Linked DNA regions of Homo sapiens: region 1 is linked to region 2. Evidence: read pairs that join two places in POLR2A ChIA-PET (ENCODE). Cell type or tissue: Panc1. All regions are shown on one strand. Links, peaks and the distances in the headings refer to the core of each region. The heading gives the core; the rest is flanking DNA. Region 1 has its middle 240 kb from the start of GNAI1. Region 2 has its middle 290 kb from the start of GNAI1.

The links. Peaks named below come from ENCODE experiments on the same cell type or tissue, not always from the same donor. Only the 100,000 strongest peaks of a DNase experiment are listed, where the experiment ranks them.
Region 1: POLR2A ChIA-PET joins it to region 2 with 7 read pairs; 2 of 35 experiments call an interaction of 5 or more read pairs at or near these places.

What each region holds. Positions count from the first base shown.
Region 1 is chr7:79,896,590-79,901,984 of GRCh38, reverse strand. No RefSeq gene overlaps it. Among named protein-coding and RNA genes, the nearest start is that of GNAI1, 240 kb to the left of the region's middle. In Panc1, for the core only: no CTCF peak of the experiment used is centred there; no DNase peak of the experiment used is centred there; H3K27ac peaks cover 217 bases.
Region 2 is chr7:79,844,820-79,850,214 of GRCh38, reverse strand. No RefSeq gene overlaps it. Among named protein-coding and RNA genes, the nearest start is that of GNAI1, 290 kb to the left of the region's middle. In Panc1, for the core only: no CTCF peak of the experiment used is centred there; no DNase peak of the experiment used is centred there.

The sequences.
Region 1 (5,395 bases), core at 259-5,258, 52 kb before region 2:
GCTCAAGGGAATGTTACGGCTGGTTTGATCTAGCCAGACTACTGAAACTTTCTCCATATCAGCAATAAGGCTGCTTTGTTTCTTATCATGTGTGTGTCTACTAGAGCAGTACTTATAATTTCTTTCAATAAGTTTTCCTTTGCTGTCACAACTTGGCTAATTGTTTGGCACAAGAGGTCCAGCTTTTGAGAAGCCTTTCTCACTAAGCTTAAACATTTCTAGCTTTTGACTTAAAGTGAGAGATGTGTGACTCTTTCTTTCAGTCGAATACTTAGAAGCCATTGTAGGGTTATTAATTGGCCCAATTTCAATATTTTTGTATCTCAGGGAACAGGGAGGCCTGAAGATAGAAAGACAAGGAAGAGCAATCACTGGGGAAGACAGAACACATACAGCATTTATTGATTGAATTCACTGCCTCATATGGGTGTGGTTTTTAGTACTCCAAAACAATTATAATAGTAACATAAAGATCACTCACTGATCACAGATCACCATAACAGATATCATCATAATAAAAAGTTTGAAATATTGTGAGAATTAGCAAAATCTGACACAGAGACACCAAGTGAGCACATACTACTGGAAAAAATGGCAGCAATAGACCTGCTTTATTCAGGGTTGCCACAGTCTTCAATTTGTAAAAAAATTGCAATATCTGTGGAGCACAGAAAGGTAAAGTGCAATAAAATGAGGTATGCCTGTATGAATTTATATTGCCAATGGCAGTGTACAAGGGTTCCCTTTTCTCCACATCCTCTCCAACACTTGTTATCTTTCATCTTTTTTATAGTAGTCATTCTAGTAAGTATGAGGTGACATCTCATTGTGTTTTTGTTGTTGTTGTTGTTGTTTTTTGAGACAGAGTCTTGCTCTGTTGCCCAGGCTGGAGTGCAGTGGCGCGATCTCGGCTCACTGAAAGCTCCACCTCCCGGATTCACACCATTCTCCTGCCTCAGCCTCCAGAGTAGCTGGGACTACAGGCGCCCGCCACCACGCCCAGCTAATTTTTTGTATTTTTAGTAGAGACGGGGTTTCACCATGTTAGCCAGGGTGGTCTTGATCTTCTGACCTAATGATCTGCCCACCTCCACCTCCCAAAGTGCTGGGATTATAGGCGTGAGCCACCACTCCTGGCCTTCATTGTGGTTTTGATCTGATGTTCCCTGATGCTTAGTGATGTTGAGCATTTTTTCATATACCTTTGGTCCTTTATATGTCTTCTTTGCCAAATTTTAGACTGTTTTTTGTTCTCTTGGCTATTGAGTTGTTTAAATTTCTTATATGTTTTGGATATTAACTTCTTATTAGATATATGGTGTGCAAAATTTTTTCACATTATGTAGTCTCTTCCCTTTGTTGATTGTTATTTTGCTATGCAGAGGCTTTTTTAGCTTGATGTAATCCTATTTGTCTATTTTTTGCTTTTGTTGCCTGTGCTTTTGTGGTCATGTCCAAAAAATCATTGCTCTGACCAATGTCATGGAGATTTTCCATATTTTTTTTTTTTTTTTACTGTTTCAGGTATTCTGTTTAAATCTTCAATCCATTGTGAATTGAGTTTAGTATATGGTGTGAGATAAGGGTCTAATTTCTGCATGTGGATATCCAGTTTTCCCACACTATTGAAGAGACTCTTTTTTCCTCATTATGTGTTCTTGGCACCTTTGTCAAAAATAAATTAGCTGTAAATGTATGAATTTATTTCTGAGTTCTCTATGCTGTTTTATTGGTCTATATGTTTTGTTTTGTTTTTAAATGCCAATATCATACTGTTTTGACTGTTGTAGTTTTAGAGTATATTTTGAAGTCAGCTAGTGTGATGCCTCCCCCGCTTTGTTATTTTTGCTCAAGATTGTTTTGTCTACTCAGGGTCTTTTGTTTTTCCATACAAATTTTAGGATTGTTTTTCTAATTCTGTGAAGAATAGTTTAGTGATTATATTATAGAATCTATTTAATAAATGTTTTGCTACTGGTGAATATTACAAATTTGGAAAATGACATGTTTTTAATAAATGAATTGCTAATGTTGATGAGTTAGAAATAACATCAATGAGATACAGTAATATGTAAACAAGAGACGGTCAATGGGTACACCCAATTTAGATTTTTTAATATAATGACTATAAGATTCATTGCTAACCCAAAACACTTAAAGGTAAAATGAGGTGCTATTAATAATTATGTTGGACCAGTAGGCTATAATTCAAATTGTCTCAACCAAACTGGGATGAATGCTTTAGAGTATGGTATCAGGAAAAAAATCATAAAGTTTGGCAATAGACTGACCTAGTGTTAAATTGCTAGATTCATTTCTTTTTGTACAATATTCATTCTGAGATCACTAATTGCTAAACATCTTACTTAGAATATAACATAAATTAAGTAATATTTTAAGAATGACTATGTGTGTGTTAAAAAATAAATTTTTTAATAACTCTCAGATTTAATTTTTGCATTTATAAAACTGGGCTAGTAAAACCTGTAGGCCGAGGCTACATTTTCATAAATGAAATTGGATAATGCATGACGAGGATATACTGACCAGCAATGTAGTTGAGGCTGAACTCACAGTGAATACTAAAACAGGGTATTCCCTTTTATCATCAAGAGAATCTTCCCTCTATCATTTCATTCCCATTAATATATCAGTTTGAGCCAGCAGCTCCTATTTTGAAGATAATTCTTCTCTTGATCCCATATGTTCCATTTCTCTGCTCTCCTTCGTAGAAAAATATCTACATTGAGTTGACTCCTCAACCTGTGTCCAATTCCTTAATTCCCTTTGCCAGTCAGCCACCTGTCTGCAGCCCACACTCCACTTCTCAGGTCTCATATCTATGAATTCTCAGTAGCATCAAGTGATATTGATTATTTTTTTGTATAAGTCTTTTCTCTGCTTGGCTTCAGTGACAATGAATGCTTTTATTTTTTCTTTTATCTCTAGTTCCACATCTCACTTTCCCTTATGGGCTTCTCTGCCTCACTTCTAGATATTGGAGTGTTATAAGCATCTGCTCTGGATGATTTTCTCTTTCTTCCCTTAACATGATATAATTCCAATAGTTGTGGGCTTTTAAATATGTATGTGCTGATAAGTTTCCAAATTATGTCAATAGCCTTGAACTCTCCTTTGAGACACAGTACTCACATATTCAACCAATACTTGACATCTCTCTTTATGTATGCAATAGAAAACTCAAGTATAGAATATTCAAAATAGGACATTTTTCTACATCTTTAATATTTTTTTCTCTTAGTGTTTGCCATTATAAAAACACTACTGTTGCACTTGTGTAAACAGTATCACAATTCAATGAAAAACGTAGGCTGAACGCTTGGGAGTTTTTCTTTATTCCTCACATCAAATCCATCATCAAATTCTAGAGAAACAACCTCCAAACTACAAGCAAATCTTTTTGGTTTTCTCCATATCCATGCCACCAACTGGGTCTAAACTACTCTTATTTCTCCTCTAAGGTAATACAATAATTTTGTAACTGGTGTACTTTCTTTCACTTTATTCTTCCCATGCCTAGCCTCAACTCATTTGACACAGAGAAGCCAGATTGTTCTTCATAAATAAATATGTTCGTATCAGTCCTCAGCTTAAAGTATCCCAAGTCTTCTCTATTGCACATATTCTTAAAATCCAATCCTTACTCTCTGGTAAATGTGTACATAATTTTGCTTCTGTCTACATTTCCAATCTTTTCTTGTAATGCAGTCCTCTTGATAAACATATTCCATTCCTCCTCTCTGCTTCTGTTATTCAAATATGCCAGAATTGTTCCTGGCTTATGGATTTTCCACATTTAACCCGCTGTCAGAAATACTCTTCTACTAGAGTATATGGCCTTCTCCAAATTGTCATTCAGGTCTCAGCTGAAATGTTGGCTCTGACTGTCAATCATTGTCCAATGCCTGTTCCTGACTTCCTGCTTTTTGTTCTGTTAGTCTAGCTGACTTAGAATCAGTGATGTAAATGTAAATATTTAACAACTGATTCTTCAAATAAATAAATACAGGGAAAAAAAGAGAAAAAAGCCATGGTGTAAATATTCTTATGATGGTTAATTGTGCTTATCAACATGACTTTTTAAAATGCAGATTGGGAAGAGATGATCACAAACAGCTTTCACAGAGTGGTGCAAGCTAACTCCAGCACGGCACTGGACTATCTGTTAAGAATTTTGCTAATTTACCATCTCGCTTTTTGTTTCATCCAAGACTAATTGTCAGTTAAAACATAAAGTTTAGGAATCTTTTACCAGATCTATGGTGAGATGAACATGGAAAGGAGGGAATCAGAGGATGTTCTGATTTTGCAAAACCATAATATGGGTTTATAATTCTATAAATTTGTTTTCTAATTTAAAAATTCTACTCACCTATTATGAACTTTGTTTATAAATAGAAACAGCTTTAATGACAACAACAATGATAACAGTCAGTCTATAAGAAAGCACATTTACCTTTTTTCCCCTTTCTGGAGAAATAAATCTCAAATACCTAGGGCAGATCAGAACTATTTCATCATTTCCATCCCATCAGGAAATGAAATTGTTCCTGTGCATGGCTCTTTCTTAAGAAGCATCCTGAAAACACTCTAGGCATCTTGTGTTTGTTTTCAAAAAAATCAACACAAAATTCTCATAGGGACAAGTCATTATATCTCTTTGCCAAGTATTTAACTGTCTTTCTTATTTTCCACATGGCAGTAAAATGAGTTTGTTTTTCAGATAGGGAGAAAATGATTCTCTAACACTTGTCTTTAAACAAAAGCATACCTTATTAAGATGATGTTGGCCATTTATTAGCTAAGCTATAGCAATTTCAATTTGGAAAAATATGCTCAAATTGAATAAGGGAAAATTTTAGTTAACCACCAGGAAAAACTTAAACATCAAGGTAATAAAACACTGAAATTAGATGACTTAAATGTTCTATAGTTCATTCATACAAGAACTATTCTGATAGTACCATCTGTGTGTATAGTGCTGGGGTACATGGTAATCTGTTATGTTGCTTTATAGTTATGCATTGCTCAACAATAGGGGTACATTCTGAAGAATGTGTCACTAGGTGATTTTTTCATTGTGAGCACATTGTAGTGTGTAGTTACACAAACATAGATGATATAGCCTACCACACACCTAGGCTATATGGTATAGGCCTATGCTTCTAGGGCTACAAACCTGTACAGCATGTTACTGTGCTAAATACTGTCGGCAATTGTAACACAATGGTAAATATTTGTGTATCTAAACATGTCTAAACATAAAAAGGTAAAGTAAAAAATGCGGTATTATAATCTTTTGTGACCACTGTTGTATATGCGGTCTATCATTGACCGAAAAGTTGTAATGCAGAGCATGACTGTATTTACATCC
Region 2 (5,395 bases), core at 177-5,176:
GAATAAACAACTTGAGATGTAGTTTTAAACCATGTATATATATGCACACACACATATACATGTAAATCTTATTACATTTTTGAATAGAATTACATGGTTTTATAGTTTAATACAAAGATAATTGACCTCTATTTTTATATTGAGGCTTTCTATTTAAGAACATAATCTTTCAATTACTGTGTTTGATCTTCAGTAGACATTTAAAATTTCTTGATAGGATTGTGTTTTGTAGTTATTGCTATTTTCCAGTGCATTTCTAGTACATTATTGTTGATATCTATAGAAAAGACCAATTTTTAAATATTATTTTTCTCTTAACCTGTTTATTATATTTGTATAGTTGCCAAAACAATATTTCTTTGATTACAAAATATTTTCTAGAAATATTTTTACATCTGTTGCAATTTACAAGTCTTACAGTCTTTTCTCCTTAATTTTTTAAATATCACGTTGTTATTTTCCTTTTATTAGGTTCCAGAATTAGGCTGGATAAAAAGAAAGACAGTGTAGGGGAAGTTTTGAAAAACCTCAGTCTTTCTGATTTAGGAATTTGAACCACCTGCTTGTAATGGATTTATCGAATGAGCTAGATTCAGCAGAGTACAAGTCAGAAAGCAAGTTTCTACTTTCTATTTTCCATTCATTTTAAGGAATCAAAGTCTTGTAGGTTATAGTTTCTTTGTTTCTGTTTTTACTTTTGGTGATTGTTTTAGTTTTTATTACTAAAAAGAGTCAAGCCAATCTATTCTTTACAATATCTGTTTTCATATACCCCACAAAATAATGCAAATATCCCCCAAACACTGTCATTCCAGAATCACTCTACTCAATCGATTTTAAAAAGTTCATAAAACATCTTTTCAACCACAAATAAAACCAACTATTAAATATAAAGTAACTTTTAGTCTCTCTGAAGCATGCCAGATCAATGCTGATTTCATCTTAAATCAAGGTGCAACTAAAAATCAAAGGAGAAAAGGAATCATAACAATGTCAAAGAACAAAGACATTTGCTTATCCATGATATCTTATACTGTTAGCAAATAATTTTAAAAAATACTGTAGTAGAGCCACATATTTATTTTTGTATTCTGATCCTAAATCTTAGAGAATGGATCAATAGAACTTGCTGTAATAAAGTATACGTATTATAGAATTATTCTACCCTTCAGATAAACGTTTCAGCTATTATAAATTTATCTATCTTATTCTATATTTTAATAAAACAAGATAAACAAAACTCCTCATAATTTGCAAGAAATTGATATTTTTCTATAACAATTTTATTACAAAGTATTGTCATTGTTAAACCTACCACATAACTGTACATTTCATTATTTTTGTTGCATTATTTCTTTTACAATTTCTGAATATGGAAAAGGAAAATAATTGTTTAGAACTATGTTTGTTCAATGTGATAGACACTATTCCCATGTGGCCATTTAATTTAAATTAAAGTTAAATAAAATTTAAACCTAGTTATCTTATTTCAAGAGCTCAATAGCTACATGGGTCTAGTGTCTGCCATGTGGGACAGCATGGATATAAACATATCTATCATTGCAGAATGTTCAACGGACAGTGGTGGTTTCAAGTATGGCAAAACTAGCATATATTTGTAACTTGCAAAACCATGATATACTCTTAAAATTTTGTAATAGTTTATAACGAGTTTTGTAGTGACTAAATTAGTTGTTTGATATCATGAAGGAAGTAATAGCTACTTTTATTTTAGTCTCTTTTAGAAATTGCAACAGGATTTTCTTGAGTGGAGGCTGTGAAGAACTTCAACATAAGGAAAACATCAGGACTGGGGGGCAGTAGGGGGAGGAAAGAATATCAAAAACTTATAATATCAGAAACAAATTAGAAGCCACATAAAGATCTTTCACATGACATTGTTTCTTAAATTAGTTGGATTTCCTTTTGCTTATTTCTTCATTCATTTCTTCATTAATTCCACAACTATTTATTGAGCCTCTATTAAGTGTCATACATTATTGTAAATCTTGAGGAAACTAGACATAAATGTTATGGTCTGAATGTTTGTGTTCCCTCAAATTCCTGTTTAAATTCTAACACCCAAGGTGATGGTATTAGAGGGGAGCCCTTGGGAGGTAATTAGGTCAGGGAAGTAGAGCCCCTATGATTGGGATGAGTTAGTGCCCTTATAAAAGAGTTTCAAGAGCTGCTTTGCCCCTTCTGCCATGTGAGAACACAGTGAGAAGAGGACTGTATATGAACCAGGAAGTGAGCTCTCACCAGACACTGAATCTGTTGACACCTTGATCTGAGACTTACCTGACTCCAGAATTTTGAGAAATGACTTTCTGTTGTTATAAACCACCCAGTTTACGTCATTTTGTTATAGCATCCTGAACAATAAACATAGAGAAACAATATGTATAGCATATCAGATGGTAATGAATGCTAAAGCATGCCAAAAACAAAAAGCAAAATGAAACAACATAGAAAAAAAACCAAAAACACACTAAGGAAGAAGAACATACTTAGAATTGGGAGGAATTCCTATTTTATTGATCAGATTGATCAAAAAAGTCTGTTTCAGTAAGGTGATATTGAAACGGGAGAGTTCCCTGGTGCCCCCGCGCAGGGCATGCAACAGGAGTGTGGCTCTCTGTTCCTCTACCACCACTCAAACCCCTTATGGGAAAGAGAGCACGCAGATGGGCCTGCCCATGAGCCAGGGCGAGCCCTTCTGGGCTCTGGTTCTATGGCAGCATCTTGGGGTGGATGCCTGTGACTCCTGAAGCCCCAGTGTTACAGTGCTCTTTTAGCTCTGCTGTCCGCAGATGGCCTAAATGTTAACCAGCTCAGTGCCTTCTTGGTCCCTGGGTCCTTGTCTGGTGTCCAGGAAGAATCAGGTCACACATGGACATGAAGAGTGAATGTGGGGGTTTTACTGAGTGGTGAAGGTGGCTCTCAGTGGGATGGATGCAGAGCTGGAAGAGGGATGGAGGAGGAAGGTGATCTTCCCCTGGGGTCAGGCCACCCAGCAGCCCATCTCCTCTCCGATCATCCCAGCCTAACTCCTCTCTCCATTTGGATGCTCCTTCTCTTCTCTCCTTCTCAGCCACCCAATTCTGCCGTTTATCTATCTGCTCGTCTCCTGGAGCCTGGGGTTCGGGATTTAAATGGTTACAGGATAGGGGGTACTGGTGGGCCAAAAGGCAACAATTTGGGTACAAAAACAAAAATGCCTGTTCTCGCACAGGGTCATGGGTTTCCAGGTTTTAGGGTGTGGCCTTTGCTGGGGAACTGCCCTCTTCTACGCAGTATTTCCCTATCTGCTGTCCACATCAATATTTAAGTAGGGACACGAAGAAGAACTTACTATGTTCTTGGCATTGTATTGAACTCAAGACTGTTTTGTTTCGGGCATTATACTAGGCTTTGGAACTACAAAGACGAAAAGAGCTTTTGTCCTATTCTCAGCAAGGACTGAGTAAGAAGATAAGAGGAAGAATAACCCATTACATACAATGTGCTGTGTTCTATTAGAAGTATATGCATACGGTAATGTTTCCTCATTTACTAGTTAGTATTTTTCCCCCAAAAGAATGAGCCGAGATCACGCCACTGCACGCCAGCCCGGGCGACAGAGACTCCGTCTCAAAAAAAAAAAAAAAAAAAAAAAAAAAAAAGAATATTAAGCCTTATGAACTGTACTGAAAATAATAACTCTTTTTTTATTCAAAATTAGTTTTTTAACAGAAAAGAATTAATCTTAAGTGAAGAATTATAAAAAAATTAGCCAAAATTTGGAGCTTGCACTGAGCCGAGATCGCGCCACTGCACTCCAGCCTGGGCGACAGAGCGAGACTCTGTCTCAAAAAAAAAAAAAAAAAAAAAAGTCAAAATTAGTCCTATTCTGCACAGTATGAAAAACTTTTAATGACTTTTCATTTTTCAACATTATACGATCTTCCCTTTCAGATGGATGAGGTTACAGTTGATAAAGGTCATGAACATCAAATTTAAAATGAAAAATAAATGGACAAATAAAATTTGTGTGTCGTCTTTTTTTTGTCATGGATATCTTAATAAATAAATGTGATAAACATGGAGACTTTTAATAGTAAATCTTATCTTACTAACAATGCATTATTTTTATAACTTTTAGAAAAAAATTAATTACAATTTTTCTGATTTTTTTTTCAGGATTAAGTTTTTTTCACATTGATAAAAACCATGAAAAATATTTACATTTTCCCATCTTATAGCACAACATTTCAACGGAATATTTCTTGCCATAAATAATATCTTGCTGATTTGTAGAACTGAAACAACAGTTTATGTTCTTCAAGGTAAGGAAAAATAACATAGTAAATGATTGTTTAAAATTTCTAAATCCAGACATAAACATATGGCTTCATTATTAACATCCTATATAGTCCATTACTAAATTATTTCCATTATCAATTAGCACCCATTTATAAAGATGCATTCTTAATATTGTTTTGGTCAGCTGGAATACACAGACATAAGGCATCTAAAATCTATTTATGCTTTATAGAGAAGCCAGACATTAAAACGTCATGTACTACTTATTTGAAATTACTCTACCTTATCCAAATTATTTAGTTATTAGGTCTTCAAATTATTTAGTTATTAGGATCTTCAACCCAGGTAACAGGAATAATTCTGTGGTTTTATTTTTCTGTAAACAACTGAAAGAACAATTAGATCATATTCTAGTATGGTCTGAAATATCTTTAAGACTGATCATAAAAACTAATTTCTAAGGTGATTTCATCTCCTCATAGCATACATAGAGTTTACTTTGTACACATGTCTGAAGCCAACTACTGTACAAGATGAGGAATCTATTGTAATTTTTTTGCTTTATTTTCATCAGCCAGTGGACTTATTTGAAATTTTCATTTTAGTCAAATTATTTTTTGTGTTAGTTTTTCATGCAAACATGAAAATAGCAATGATTTTAAATTGTCAATATTTCCAGATTACTGGGAAAAATTATTTGAAACAAACTTATGGGTAATAAAGGCTAGTCAGAACCCTATACATAAAGTGTAGTTACCATACAGATTAATATATAGCAATAATGTATGCTTGATATTTCTGCTATTTTTTCTAATCATTTTTTGATAACTCCAAAAATAAAGTATAATATTAGGAAATTCATTTTTTTTGAGTTTGAGTTTTCTAAACTGAAAATCAACAATCTTGAAATCAAAACAGATGCAATTTTTCATGTACTTCATGATGGATGCATGGAAAGATTTACACGGGGAGGAATAAACACATCTATTAGTTATCTCCAATTAACCATGAAAGAAATAAAAGGCAGATAAGTGATTGATTACTAAAGAGCTCCAAGTAATTGGGTAATAAGGCAAAAGTAGTGTTATAT